2 separate regions of the Homo sapiens genome follow, and region 2 is linked to region 1. Evidence: chromatin loops called from intact Hi-C (ENCODE). Cell type or tissue: heart right ventricle. All regions are shown on one strand. Links, peaks and the distances in the headings refer to the core of each region. The heading gives the core; the rest is flanking DNA.

Region 1 (2,887 bases), core at 213-2,712:
GTGCATCTGGACCATAACGGTGAGAAACCCCTCTGGGCACTACCCCTTGTTAAAGTCTCAGAGGCAAAAAGGCCTGACTGCGAAGGGACCCCCCCCCCGTCCCCCCCGCACCACCTTCTCAACCTGGGGCAGCTCCAAGTGTCTTCCCTCTGTCACTGAAGGCATCATTCCCACCGTAACACGCATCATCTTAACCCTTCCCTCAAATCTTCATTCTCCAGTCCCCGGCCCTCCCTCCTCTTCCAAAGCCTCAGCTCTTGTCCCCTGCACAGGCTACCAGCAGAGCTGCAGAGACCAGGCCCTCTGCTCTGCACTCACATGGAGGCCCCTTCCCATTCAGTCCGTTTCTGCAAGAAACGCTTGGGGCAGGGGAGCTGCCCTCTGGCTGGGTTGTGTGGGGCCTGACTCTGTGGGTCCCCGCCTCTGTCCCCGCTATCAGGTCCCCGAGGGCCAGACTGTGTCCCTCTCATTCCGAGTCTTCGACCTGGAGCTGCACCCCGCCTGCCGCTACGATGCTCTGGAGGTCTTCGCTGGGTCTGGGACTTCCGGCCAGCGGCTCGGACGCTTTTGTGGGACCTTCCGGCCTGCGCCCCTAGTCGCCCCCGGCAACCAGGTGACCCTGAGGATGACGACGGATGAGGGCACAGGAGGACGAGGCTTCCTGCTCTGGTACAGCGGGCGGGCCACCTCGGGCACTGGTGAGAACTCCCTCACCTCCGCCTTCCCCCCCTCCAGGCCCCGCCCCGGCCGCAGCCCCGCCCCCAGCCCTAACCTCCGCCCCGCCCACCCCGCGCCCCAGTGCCTAGGGCCCCCTACCTCCCTGACCCATTTTCCTCACTAACCGCCCCTTCAGTCCCTCCTCCCCGTCTTCTCTCCCCTCCTCCCGCACCCACCCATCCCTCTTCCAGGGCCCCCCCCAGGCGCGAGGCGGAAATGGGTCACCGACCCGCGGGTGGAATGGGCGGCCTGGGGTTACTGGGACGGTGAGTAACTGCCGGCCCCCGTCCGCAATCGGGCTCCCTCCGTCGGGCGCGAGGGGGCACCCCAGGGCTGGGGGGACTAGGTTCCTCCAACCCCGGGGGGCCCCTACACCCAGCCCTGGGCTCCCGATTGCGGTCCCATCACCCCCTCCTGGCGGCAGAAGTCTCCCTTGCAATGTTTCAGGCGGGGACCTCCCTAAAGGGGTCCTCGGGGGCTGTGCCCCAAGTCGAGGACACCCTCTCCAGCCTGAAAGGGGACTCTGCTGCAGGGCCGGGGAGATGGGATCTCCTAGGGGAAGAGGCGCGGTGCGGCCGCGGGTCGGGGAGGGGCCAGAAGGGGGCGTCCAGCCAGTTCCTCCTCCCGCTTCCACCGCCCGCCAGTGCGCCCTGCGGCCCCAGACTTCCCCGAGCCGCGCTCCTCCCGGCCGCTCTCTGTTAACCTGCCCCCATCTTACCTCCCCTTCTTCTCGTCCCCTCATCCTGAGCCCCAGACATCCGAGCTGCCTGCCGGGGCTCCCAGCCTAGAGTTCTCCTGAAGCTGACCGAGGGTCTCCACCGCCCCCCACCCCCGCTCCTCTCTCCCCTCCCCAGAGCACCAATTTTGCGGGGGGCGGCTGGAGAAGGCCCAGGGAACCCTGACCACGCCCAACTGGCCCGAGTCCGATTACCCCCCGGGCATCAGCTGTTCCTGGCACATCATCGCGCCCCCGGACCAGGTACCGACCCTCCTCCCCGGGCTGCCCTAGGGGACCCAGGCGGCGCCCTCCAGCTTGCAGCCAGCAGAGATTTATTGAAGATCTGCTGTGTCCCGAGCACTGCGCTTGCGCTGGTGGGCACCCAAAACAGCCCCAACCCCTGCATGCACGCAAACAAAAATGTAAAAATTACAACTGAGACAAGTCTCAGGAGAGCGAGGTACAGGGTCCTGGTATAACACGCGGGCCTGTCACTTGTGAGTGCGCCAGGACTTGACCTTGCCAACCACGACGACCGACACCCCTGCAGGGTCCCATGGGTGTGTGTGGTCCTCCGTGCTGTGGTGTGAACGCCTTCAGGAGGGGGGCCCAGAGGACGCGGGAGGTGGGAGTGGGAGCTGCTGCAGGCACCCAGTAGGAGATGAGGTGCAGGCGCCCAGGGGTGTCCCGCCGCGCAGTCCCCGCCTCCGCCCGCCGCCAGGTCATCGCGCTGACCTTCGAGAAGTTTGACCTGGAGCCGGACACCTACTGCCGCTATGACTCGGTCAGCGTGTTCAACGGAGCCGTGAGCGACGACTCCCGGAGGCTGGGGAAGTTCTGCGGCGACGCAGTCCCGGGGTGAGGGGCGGGACCTGGGCGAGTCCGGGAGAGAGTCGGCGGACCGCACGCACGCGGCTGTTTGGAGGGGCGGGGTTCAGCTAAAGGGACGGGATCTGAACCCCAGGGCTCCAAACCGGCGAGGGGAGCAGGTTGGAGGCCAGGCAAAGAGGAGATTTGGCCCCGGGTCTGGGGTCCGCGGATAGAGAGGCGACTGGGGCTCTGCGAAGTTGGGACGAAGTTAAAAGGCCACCTGGCCAGGGGTAGTGGCTCATGCCTGTAATCATAGCACTTTGGGAGGCTGAAGCGGGAGGATCACCTGAGCTTAGGAATTCGAGACCAGCCTGGGCAACATGGCGCAACCTTGTCTGTACCAAAAATACAAAATAATTAGCTGGGCATGGTGGCGTGCCTGTAGTCCCAGCAACTTGCGGGGCTGAGGCAGGAGGATTACTTGAACCCAGAAGGTCAAGGCTGCAGTAAGCCTAGATGGAGCCACTGCACTCAAGCCTGGGAGACAAAGTGAGACCCTGTCTCAAACAAACAAAAAAGGTCATGGGGCTGAGAAGAGTGTGGTGCACGCCCGCCCTGACACTTCCCCCAATGCTCGGTGGC
Region 2 (2,887 bases), core at 88-2,587, 75 kb after region 1:
AGGAGTCCTCGCTGGCCACGACAACCGCGTGAGCTGCCTCGGGGTCACCGACGATGGCATGGCTGTGGCCACGGGCTCCTGGGACTCCTTCCTCAAGATCTGGAACTAATGGCCCCACCCCCACTGGGCCCAGGCCAGGAGGGGCCCTGCCCATGCCCACACTACAGGCCAGGGCTGCGGGGCTGGCGCAATCCCAGCCCCCTTCCCCGGGCCACGGGGCCTTGGGTCCCTGCCCTCCCACCCAGGTTTGGTTCCTCCCGGGGCCCCCACTGTGGAGATAAGAAGGGGATGGAATGGGGGAAGAGGAGGAGCAGGAGGCCCTCATCCTTCTGCTGCCCTGGGGTTGGGGCCTCACCCCTCTGGAGGGCCGGAGGCAGGAGGTGGAAACCCCAGGGGCTGGCTTTTTTAAAACTGGTTTTATTTTAATTTTTATTATATTTTCAGTTTTTCCATAAAGGAGCCAATTCCAACTCTGTACCTGGTCTCTGCCCTTGCTGTGTTCTCCTTGTTTCTGGACTTTGTTGCCTGAGGGCTGCTGAGGGGGTGGATGGTGGGGAAGGTATGGGGCCTGCCAGGCAGCTGGGGCTGGGGGTGGGGTCCCCACTCTCCCTCAGAGCAAAGCTGAAGCCCCAGCCCAGAGCCTTCCGTCCAGAGGTTCTCGGATAAGCAGCCCTCACCATGGTTTCCCCCGTCAGGCTGCTGACCAGAGCCAGCCTGACCAGGCGGGCACTGCTCAGAGCTCCTAGTTCCCAGCTCTGTGCAGAGCCACTCATCCCCATGGCTCTCCCCAGATAACGAGCAGTGGAGGCGGAACGGGAGAACACACACCAAGTTTTATTGGGAGAAGGGAGTATTTACAGGAGCAGGTAAAAGAGAGGGAAGTCACACAGGGTGGAGAGGGGGCGGGGAGACTGTGGGTACAAGGCAGACAGGGAACACGGTGACCCCTGCACCCACCCCAACCCCAGGAAGGGCAGGGGAGCAGCGAGGGCCCAGGAAGACCGGGGCCGGGGAAGGACAGCAACAGGGTCTGAGTCCCTGGGCAGGGGGGCTCAGGGGCTTGTAAACATTGACCACTCTCAGAAGGGGATGGGGGTGGGAGAGGGCTCCCCCTATACTTCCTCACAGGGTTAAGGCCTCTCCAGGCTCATGGGCCCCCTAAGTCCAAAGTCTCTTTAGCTGGGGAGAAGAGACAGGAAGAGTGTCCCCCTTCCCCTGCATTGGCTGCGGCAGGGGTGGGGGGGTTACATTCAGTCACAACAGGAGTCTCCCCCACACCTGGCAAGAGGGAAGGGGAGCTGGGGGCCAGCAGCAGCAAACACTCCCCCCGGCCCGTCACCCCTTATTGCTTTAGAGAGAATATTGTCTTTTCAGGGACGCTAACACTGTGGGAACCAGGGAGAGGCAGGTGGGGGCCCCCCACCCCGAGGCCAGCTTGATCCCCCAACACTGACCTAGTTGCCACTTTGGTGCAAAAAAAAAAAAAAAAAAAAAAAAATCCAACAACAGAAAACCAAACACCATCTTTCTGGGACTAGATGGGGAAAGAAACGGGCCACTCCCCATGTCCCCAGGGCAGGAGGGAGAAATACATTCATGGAGGGAGGCAGTGGCGAAGCCTTGCCCTAATACTGCACTCTGAGCAATGAGGTCAATGGGAGGAGCTGGATGAGAAACCCAAAAGACAAAACTGTTACAAAACCCAAAATGGGCGGAGACGAACCCAAGTAGGGGACCGGGAATAAGAAGTGGGTGAGCAATAGAAGGGGCAGCCTCCTCTGACCCAGGAGCCGCACACTTCTCTTCACCCCAACCTTACCCAACGGTAAAAAGCGCATCATATCAGACCCGGAAGGCCACCTGCTCCTCTCCCATTTGGTCAGCGGAAGGGTCAGGTGCAGAGCTGGGTGGTCCACATCTTACGAGCTGGCTACAGGTTGGGGCCCCGGGCGGCAGCCCCTCTACTGCAACCCTAAGCCCAAAGCCACCCACTCCTTGCCTTTGAGGCCCCTCCTCCTGCCCCCTTCACTGGAGAAACAGCTCAGCCTTCTCTCTGCAGCCTCTGGAGCAATCATCCACCCCCGCCGCTCACAGGGGTGAGGCAGCTCAGGCAGGGGTGAGGCGGGGGCTTGTGGCCCAAAGAATACATTCACGTGGCAAGGCAGAGAGCTGGGGCTTTCAGGTTCAAACCCAGGGTGTCCCCCAAAATGGCAGCAGTGGGAGACGCCCCTCACCAGAACCAGAGTCCTGCTGCCCCACCCTGCCAGCCAGAGAGGTTGGCACGGCTTGGCCCCTCCCGTCTACTCGGCCAGCACAAGATGGCAGCCAGAGAGCTGGGGCCACTCGTCCAATTTGTGCAACTGTCCCCCAAAGCAGCGAAGCCAAGGGGCTACTTTGGCCCCACCCCGGACACCTCAGCCAGCCTCAGTGACAGGAGCTGCTCACAACAGGTCTGGCGGGTGGGGCTCAGACAGGCCTCCTGTGCAAACTGCTGGCCCCCAGCTTCCAGTTACCCCATGGCCCGCCTTCTGGGGGGTAAGTATGGCCTTGGGGGCCAGGCAGGACAGGTCCACGGGGCCTGTGTCCCCACTGCCCCAAAATAACAGTGTGTTTTTTCTTTCAGCCTCCTAACCATTTTTTTTTTCATTTTTCATCTTTTTTTCTTAAAAAAAAAAAAAAAACCAAAAAACAAAAACCTCTGTGGACCTTCCATTGTCACACCCACTATCCTCACAGCAGGAAGGGGTGTTTAGAGTCTAGTTTTTAACAATATTTTTGCCTCTCCTAATGTTTTCTTCAGTCGTTTAAAATTAAAAAAAAAAATAAAAAGAAAAACCCCCTCCCCCAGTCTGTAAAGTGCCTCGTGGTGGGTGAGTTAAGGTGCATC

What was found. Peaks named below come from ENCODE experiments on the same cell type or tissue, not always from the same donor. Only the 100,000 strongest peaks of a DNase experiment are listed, where the experiment ranks them.
Region 2: a loop joins it to region 1, with 3.0 times the contacts of the local background. A loop is called at or near these places in 71 of 110 quality-filtered maps.

Annotation. Positions count from the first base shown.
Region 1 is chr7:100,603,520-100,606,406 of GRCh38, forward strand. It overlaps PCOLCE (procollagen C-endopeptidase enhancer), which reads left to right. Exons shown (of 9, transcript NM_002593.4): 2 at 1-19; 3 at 440-698; 4 at 1,572-1,696; 5 at 2,157-2,293. PCOLCE-AS1 (PCOLCE antisense RNA 1) reads right to left here and starts at 519. Exons shown (of 9, transcript NR_038910.1): 1 at 319-519. RefSeq lists enhancers at 1-745, 2,181-2,250, 2,261-2,350 and silencers at 753-1,132, 1,313-1,462. In heart right ventricle, for the core only: CTCF peaks have their summits at 1,249 and 1,451; DNase peaks (open chromatin) are centred at 652, 1,322, 2,147 and 2,258; H3K4me3 peaks cover 2,489 bases; H3K27ac peaks cover 2,368 bases.
Region 2 is chr7:100,678,693-100,681,579 of GRCh38, forward strand. It overlaps GNB2 (G protein subunit beta 2), which reads left to right. Exons shown (of 10, transcript NM_005273.4): 10 at 3-477. The coding sequence ends at 109. GIGYF1 (GRB10 interacting GYF protein 1) reads right to left here. Exons shown (of 27, transcript NM_001375765.1): 27 at 815-2,887. Among named protein-coding and RNA genes, the nearest start is that of GNB2, 6.4 kb to the left of the region's middle. RefSeq lists an enhancer at 536-665. In heart right ventricle, for the core only: no CTCF peak of the experiment used is centred there; DNase peaks (open chromatin) are centred at 120, 1,651 and 2,167; H3K27ac peaks cover 1,645 bases.